Regions from separate parts of the Homo sapiens genome. Here region 1 is linked to region 2. A link is an interaction called in ENCODE POLR2A ChIA-PET data of the cell type or tissue named here. Cell type or tissue: GM12878. All regions are shown on one strand. Links, peaks and the distances in the headings refer to the core of each region. The heading gives the core; the rest is flanking DNA. Region 1 overlaps NEMP2 (nuclear envelope integral membrane protein 2). Region 2 has its middle 4.4 kb from the start of NAB1.

What was found. Peaks named below come from ENCODE experiments on the same cell type or tissue, not always from the same donor. Only the 100,000 strongest peaks of a DNase experiment are listed, where the experiment ranks them.
Region 1: POLR2A ChIA-PET joins it to region 2 with 5 read pairs; 3 of 35 experiments call an interaction of 5 or more read pairs at or near these places.

The regions. Positions count from the first base shown.
Region 1 is chr2:190,512,323-190,516,722 of GRCh38, forward strand. It overlaps NEMP2 (nuclear envelope integral membrane protein 2), which reads right to left. Exons shown (of 9, transcript NM_001142645.2): 6 at 3,948-4,062; 7 at 2,131-2,356. Among named protein-coding and RNA genes, the nearest start is that of NEMP2, 20 kb to the right of the region's middle. In GM12878, for the core only: no CTCF peak of the experiment used is centred there; no DNase peak of the experiment used is centred there; H3K27ac peaks cover 303 bases.
Region 2 is chr2:190,642,531-190,646,930 of GRCh38, forward strand. It overlaps a transcript of NEMP2 not described here. Among named protein-coding and RNA genes, the nearest start is that of NAB1, 4.4 kb to the right of the region's middle. In GM12878, for the core only: no CTCF peak of the experiment used is centred there; no DNase peak of the experiment used is centred there.

The DNA of each region.
Region 1 (4,400 bases), core at 303-4,302, 130 kb before region 2:
GTTCTTAGCACTGTAAGTGGCCTATAGTAGGTGTTCAATAAGGATAATCAAAAGAGTAGTTACCATATACTATTAAAATATAAGTAAACAGCTCTTTGCAACTAGAAAGTACTATACAAAATAAAGGTATTATTTCTCTGGTGTGTTATTTAACCTATAAGTTCCTGTTTCATCCCCTAATTCTTTATATAATTATTCACTAGCAAAATTTTAAGTTGAGGAAGTTATAGTACATTTTGATTATTATAGAACACAGCTAGTGCACAAAAGAACCATTGTGCAGAACACACTCTGCTCTTGGCAGGGAGCTGGATGGTTAAAGGGAAGGAAGAAGGAACTCTATCCTGAGTTCCTCAGGCCACAAGCCTGGCAAAGGGCCAGGGACCTGGAAGATGTTGGGGGACCAGCCTCACTGACAAAAGACCTCTGGTGTTCCGAGTCACTGTTTGCCTCGGGCAGATGGGGCAAAGAGAGACCCAGTCAGCATCAACCCTCCAACCCTGCCCTGCTGCCTTTCAGCCCCGCCAGCATCTTCTGTGCGGGCTCCCTGTCCTGTCAATGGTGCAATTTTAACCCTGTGATATTGCCACACACACACACAGTCACCAGTTCCATAAACTACCAGTCACCATAGTGTCCTTCCTCACAGCCAATTTTACCTCTTGAACATTTATTCACTCCCTCTTCTAGCCTTGGTCTCATGGTCCTACCCTAGGCCCTCATCAGCTCTCGCCTGGACCACTGTGATGTCTGATAACTGTTCTCCTGCCACAGGGGCCTCCCCTTTATATCCACCTGCTGTGCCAGAAGACAGATGGGCCACATCCCACCAGCCAATGAGTATTTATGGTCTCTGGTGTGATTTTTGTTTGTTCAATGTATTTTTATTTTTAATTATTTTTACTTTTAAATGCCAACATTTAAAAATCCTGAGATTTCACATTCTAATCGTAATTCCCATTTCCAATTTTTCTAGAAAACCAGCAGATCTGGCAATACAGGACTCATATTCCCACACATGAGCAATCAGCTCAAGCTGAGTGGTAACAGCCCCGTTTTCAATGAGGTTGCTTTGTAGAGTTTCCCACAGTCCTCCTGGTTACTGCTGCCTTACCCCTGCTCAGCATCACTCACCATAGTATCTGCCTGGGTCCTAAGCAACTGGTTTGATAACTGCTGTAGAGGCAGCAGTCAGAGTGGACCAACTAAAATGTCTCATGGTTAAACCCCACTGTGTACAGGACTGGACTAGATTGCTTAGCATGGCTGCCATGCATCTGGCCCATGCCCACCTTGCTTGCTGCACTGACAGCACTGCCTATCTCCTGATGGTACCAAACTGGGCTTTCTCTCCATCAGGAAAGCCCTCCGCATTTATTCGTCTGGTTATTTTTATTCATTCTTTAAGATTCAGCGTAGTAATATCTCTCCAGGAAAGCTCTCCTGGCTTTCTCTATATACCCTTAGTTCCTGGGCAAGTCTCCATTTTAATACTTAAAAGAGATAGAAATGTATGCCTATGTCTAGCAAGTATACCTCAAGGGCAAGAACCATCTCCATCTGTGCACCTGACATGAAAACAGCTGCTCAGACTCAATGACTGAGGAGAAACATAACAAAGCTGTCACAATAGAGGTTACTTCATTTTTCTTTTTATACTCCAAAGGCCATAAGCCTTAACTAAAAACCTAAGAGAAAAGAAAGTCCTAAATACAAATAATACCTTTCAGTCATTTATGATTCATTTCTGTTTCCTAATTCGTATCTCATAAGCACAGCTGATACCACTAAAGCAGTCTTTGACTCTAATTAAAGAAAATGTTGAATAAAAGAAGATATTTTAGGTAACCCAGAGTCCAAGTACTTCTGCCATTGACTCTAGTGAATTCTGAGTGAGCTCTAATTACCTGGTAATTGGTGGTACAGCTCTCAACGATTAATGAAGACTAGCCATGAAGATGGGATCAGATGCTTGGAGCTCTCTACCCCTACACCCCCAATCTTGCTCAGAATGAAATCTCCAGATCAAATGTAATTATGAGATTAACATGATGTGTGCAAACACTCTCCCAAATAATAAAACTAGAGCTCAAAATGTCAAATTTGCTGGGGGAAAAAAATGATACATACCACCTCATATAACTGCATGCTCTCAGTGGGTAGTGCAGACTCCAGGAGGACATGAGGAGGATTATGGCTGCATAGGCAAACTGAGGCACGGCCACACCAGCATAGACCAGAACCAGGGAGAGGAGTCGCAGCATCCACATCAGAAGACTTCTGCTCCTGTCGTCTGCAAGGGGCCCATGCTTGTAACAAACAACAAAGCTGAAAAATCCAACTATCAAGACATAGCCTGGAAAAGTGGAAGAGGTAAAATAATATAAATTTGAATTTGAGACATTATGTGAAAAACCTGGCAGAGCCTTGACTTAAAGGTAAAAACTATTAGAGAACCTTAATTTTTGTGTTTTTTACCCCATAAAGTAAGGTTGAAAAATGCACATAGGGTGTTATTCCTTCCATATGAGATACTAGGCTGACTTTCGCAATAATTTGGGATGTACACTCATTATTATGATGATACATAAGTATGTCTGTGTTTTAGTCCAGCACCCTGGCTGGACTAAAATGTTATCATGGTTACTTTGGTCAGGAAGAAGTCACAGTTGTATGTCACCATTGGCTACAAACCCTATTTTTTATTTTTACCTTCTTGTCATGAAAGGAAAAGGTAATTTTACAGTGGAGGGAGTCACCCTCTGAATCCAATGTTCAGTCTCATCATTACGATGGTGAGACTATAAGCTATTCTGTGTCTCTGGGTATGATCCAAGGTGAAGTGCCCATCACCTCTTAGGTATTCTATCTTAAGTGTTTAATTTATATCTAACCAAGCCTTGAAGTCTAATTTCCAGTTTACAGAAAATACGCAGAAGAGAAGAATATGTTAAATTCTATCATAAAGGGGTCATCAGATAAATCTAGAAGGTGGAGATTCTACAGGACAAGCTTGGTTTCTTTAGCATATCACTATGATGAAAAAAGAACTGCTACGGATTAAAAGCAATTTACAGGACAAAACAGATACTAAATGTGGTTCTGGACCATATCCTAGTTTATATAAGCCATCAAGAATGGGAAATTTTTTCATGGCCTGGGTAATAGATGATTTTATGTAATTATTTTTCAGATAATAATTAACTGATTATATAGGAAAAGCCTCTTGTTTTTCAGAGAGGAATAGTGCAGTATTCAGGGGAGCATACCATGGTATCTGTAATTTAAAAGTAGCACAAAAAGAAGAACGAGCTAAAAATATACAATTTTCAAGTAAAACAACTTAATTGCTTTTGTTTTGAGGGAAGTGAACTTATGTGAGAAATTTGGTGCTAAAGGTTAGGAGAAAATTGATTCTCTCATTGTCCATTATTTTCTAGTTAAAATAAACAATAAAAACATTTATTTTGTAATGTAAAACAAGGAAAATAAATGGTTTCTTAGCCTCTGTGTTTCTGAAAAGGCAAGTTTTCATTAGTAATTTATAGTTAGGATTTCTCACCTTTCCTAATGAATACTTACGGGAAAGAAAGAAACAGCCACTTTTCAGAGAAGCTTTTACATTACCAGTTAGATGTGGTTAGAGCTTAACCACAATTCAGAAGCATGTGCATTCAAAAGGGACAAACACTTTTTTTTCCTCTTTTGATCATTACTACAGAAAACTAAGAAACATGTCATAGGGAAATCATCTAAAATGAGATCTAAATGAACTGAAATCAACAACAATGGGAATAAGATAAACAAAATATTATTTTTAGTAGCACCTTTCGTTAGTTCAAAATGAAAATTTAGATGTTGGAGAGAAACATCTATCAAAAGAAGGCCTCTAGTTGTACATCTCAGTTTTACCAATCACAGAGCATATTGTTTTTCTATTTACCTACCTAATACATATATCCTGTTTTCATACCACAGCCACTTCAGATCTTCCATCAACTGGCATACAATATAAACTGAGGCAAACCAACAACCAACCATTAGAGCCCAAAAGGTGCTATACTGTGTGTGGAAGAAAATAAATGACACATTTTTTGGTTCATTCACTCTCATAAAAATAAAAGCAAACAAATAAACCTTTTGTATTAGAAACTCCTACATCAAACTGATTTGAAGTCAATTTAAGAAACTCCCTAGGGTCTTAAGGTGTGGTCCACAAATCAGCAACACCGACATCACATGGAGCTTGCTGGGATGGCAGAGTCCTAGGCCCCACTGCAGACTGCTAAATCAGAACCTGCATTTCAACAAGATTCCCATCTAGCTTGCATGTACACTGAAGTTGGAGTTATAAGCACTGTTATAAAGAGTAAATTTATCTTAAAATAATGCTGCTGTTG
Region 2 (4,400 bases), core at 330-4,329:
AAACTTGTTTATAATCTCTATATATTTAAAAATACTCAAATTTCCATGCATTTAAAAGTTTATTTAGTCTACAATACACTTCCAAAGCTTTGAATTTCATATCGCAAAATAAGGGAAATTTTAATTATATTTCTGGTAATATGAATATTCTACATGACTCAGTTAATTGTAGGGCTACCACCACACAGAGTGGAAAATTTGTTAAGTATAGAATTGTTCTGAGGCAATAATAGACGAGAATTATATTATACCTTAGATCTTGTAGGTCATAAGCCATAATGTTATTCTTCCTCTCCTCTAAGAACATTTTAAATCTATTCTTTTGTTTGGAATTACTGAAGCATTTTAAAGTAAGAAATCTTTCCGAAAATAATAAATTAATGCTCTTTTAGTGAAATTTTCATTCAAATGTCAAAATCACTACCAACTTCTTACATTTTTTTTTTTTCACTGAAAACTTTTTTTTAGTTTCACAAAGTGGAAATGGTTAAGGTTTTTTTTTTTTTTTTTTTTTTGGGTCAAAAGAATCCCTTATTTTTGCAAATGCTAAAATAATGCACTAATCATTGAGCAGTTTTAATAACAATTTCTTAAAACCCCTTTTAAACATATATTCACTGAATTCAAGAGAAGTATAACACATAGTTGCTCCTTCCAAGGGGGCTTACTGTATACTTAGGATGAACATAATTAAGTAACTAAAGATGCATAAATAACTATAAGCCTTCCATGTGGTACCAAAGAGAAGTGGAATGGGAGTTAGGGAAAGCAGAAGCTACTGAGGGAAGTGGAGCTCACAGTGATCTTCAAGGAAGTTAAACTGGAGTTTTAAAGATGGGAGAAACACTTGTGTCAGTGTTTCTGAAACCTCCAGCACTGACTTGGCTGCTTAGAGCTATCTGTTTAATGGTCCAGACATGGGCTGTGGGACAGAGATCTTGGCCTCAAAGCCTGGCTCTCCCATGTTACCTAAACAGGTAATTTTAGTACCCCATATTTCAGTTTCCTCAGTTCTACCAGAGAATGAAGTGAATAATAGTGCATACTTTATAGCGCTGTTGCGAGGATCAGATGAATTAATACTGATAAAGTGCTACCAGCACTTATTAGGTACTCGATACATGTTAGTTATTATTTTCTTGCACCACTAAAATAGCATTTATCCTTGGGAGGTGAGCTTCAGCCCAGGAGTTCGAGACCAGTCTGGCCAACATGGTGAAATCCTGTTTCTATAAAAAATAGAAAAATTAGCCGGGCATGGTGGCACGCCTATAGTTTCAGCTGCTTAGTAGACTGAGGTGGGAAGATGACTGGAGCCTGGGAGGTTGAGGCTGCAGTGAAAGCCATGATTGTGCCACTGTACTCCAGCCTGGGTGACAGAGTGAGACCCTGTCTCAAAAACAAAAACAACAAAAAAGAGAGTTTACTTAATAGTCCTCATTTTAAAATTAAGGGTCTTTGCTCAAGGAAATGTATTTAAAAGGTATTTTGAGATCGTTATTCTAAATGCATAATGAATCTCATTTGCCTCAATGGAAGATAACCATAAAAACAAATACAAGGAAAACAGTGCTATTAAATTCTAGCTATATACTGAGGCCTGCCAAGGCTCTGAGCTGAAGCCTGTTTCCTCATTGTAAAAAAAAAACAAAAAACAGAATTCAGCAAGTATTAGAAGGATTACAGACATACTGGCACCAATTTAAATTTCCTCCTTCGAAGGACTGAAAGAATTGAAAAGGGAATAGCTTGTTCAGTATGTGGTTTACTGCTATTTAATGCCAACGTGCATCTTCCATCTCGAATCATCTCAGCATGCTTCTGTACTTTGACAGAGCCATCAGAAGACAATGTGAAGGAGCAGTGTTCATTTACCATTGACTGGTCTTGTGTTCAAAGGTGTGTCATATATACTGACTGTATATTGTCAGTGGCATACATTATATTCTATTTTCCATGAATTACAACTTCCATTCAGAAGCACAAAAAAAATTATTCTCTTTCTCTAATTTTTAAACCTGAGAGCAGCCATAAAAAAGAACAGGTTCATGTCTTTCGTGGGAACGTGGATGGAGCTGGAGGCTGTTGTTATCCTTAGCAAACTAACACAGGAACAGAAAATCAAATACCTCATGCTCTCACTTACAAGTGGGAGCTAAATGATAAGAACTCATGGACACGAAGAAGGAAACAACAGACAGCGCGGTCTACTTGAGGGTGAGGGGTGGGAGGACGGAGAGAGGCAGAAAAGACAACTATTGGGTAGTGGGCTTAATACCTGGGTTATGAATTAATCTGTACAATGAACCCCAGTGACACAAGTTTACCTATGTAACAAACCACATGTGCCCCAGAACCTAAAATAAAAGTTAAAAAAAACACACACACACAACTTGAGAGAGGAAATCTGGTTTTCTGAGAGGGGAAATAAACCTGGTGATTTGGCTGTATACTGTGACACACTCTACAACACGGATTAAAATTATGAACACGCCTGTAAAATAAGCTTCTCCCAAATCTACTCCTAACAGGTAAAAACAAAAACTAAGTCAAGAAGGCTTTCAAATTTTTTAAAAAGTGTTTTCAAAATTTAAAACCATACAAGTGATATTTATTTAAGACATCAGAAGTAGCTCTGTCTTGCCCTTACTTTTATATATAAGGAATAAGCCTGGGATGATATTTGCAAGAGATAGAGTTAAGAATAAACACATGAATAATAAATAAAAAAACAGAATTTGATATATTTCTCATACCACTTTCCAAATGGTGTTAAAAATTCAGAATCTGGTGTATTTATTAACCCTTTGTAATTTATTTAAAAATAAATTTTGTGCCTAAAAATCTAATATGAATTACTTTAGGAACATTCTAAAATTACTTCACAATTTACACACTGCTTCAAAACATATTCTAACTCTTAATATTTTATTGAAAATGTTATATATTTAATCAGAAGTAGGCATCACATATTTTAGACACTTCTATTAGGAAATACAATTCATACTAATAACATCTACAAAATACAAAATTCTGCTAGTTCATATTTTCCATTTCATTTATTCAGCAAATATTTATTAAGTGACTAGTATGCGTCAGCCAATGTTCTAGCCACTGAATATACAGCAGTGAATAAAAAATTCTGCCTCTTGGAAATTACACTCATGTCCTTTAGGCTCTTAATGAAATGTAACATGAAATGTGATTTTCCATGTATAAGAAAATTATTTTTATTTTACTATTTGCATTCGACGAAGTATTACAAAAATAATATAGTCTCATTCCTTAGTAGTTTTTATATTCATCTTTTAGAGTGCATGAAAAGACAATCAAAACTATAAACAGAGACAAAACATTTTCCTTTGTCTTTTAGACTTCCTTCTGTTCTCCTTATTTTCACTGTTTTATAGCAAAGCCCTGCGGGCAGGGAACCATCCATGACTTACTTGTCTTTGTGTTCCAAGCATCCAGCCCTAAACCTGGCACATTCTTGGTGCTCAACAAGCTGTACTGAATAAATGAATAATTTCAATATACAGGTATTTATAATAAAATCACACCAGGAGAAACCAAAACTATTGCATGGACGTTTAACAAAAGATATCCAAAGTGGTCTGAATGGCAACTATTTGTGTTAGCACATTCTTACACCTGTCTGGGATGCCTCCAAGAACACTCTAAAGCCTTGAAACTGTTTGATCTCTTCCAGAGGGCCTTCAGAGGATAATCAGACACCATAATTGTTACCTTCCAGGATGGAATGTGAATCTCTTTGCTTTCCTCTAACAAATCCTCAGGGCGTGGGAGTGGGAGAAGACTGTGTGTGTGCTGGAGTCGGGAGGAGGTATTAGGGATGGCATGAGTGACAAAACCTGGTAAGGTGGAAAAAAAGAATCCATCGTCTGACTTGACTCAGATACAGGCGAATGCTTCAGTTCTTTTTGAGCTACCATATTGACTACAGTGTTGTCATACAGACATACAGAATTGGATGCTTAAAAGCTTAAAATTTTATCTTTCCTTCATTTTCCTTCCTCCCACCACTTCCCCCAGCACCACAGGGCATTTAAGGCAAAGTAAAGTGGGCCAAAAATGCCATTCTTAATGTGGGAAGAATACACTATCTAAATGTGCCCAGAAAACAAACAAGGATAGATTCCACTGTTTAACTGTAGAAACCAGATACAACTCAGAAGAAAAAGTATCTGTCCTGACACATTTCCTTTTCAGCATCATGTTCAGCCAGACACAGACAAGCTTGGGAAGAGGATTTAATGTTGTTTCTTCCAACTCTGGAAACAATTCCACTAGAAGGCTCAATAGTTCAGGTAAGACCACTCATTTCGTGACTCATGAATCCGTGATTATACATCTTTACGGAAAAAAGTTCTTTTTTTCTA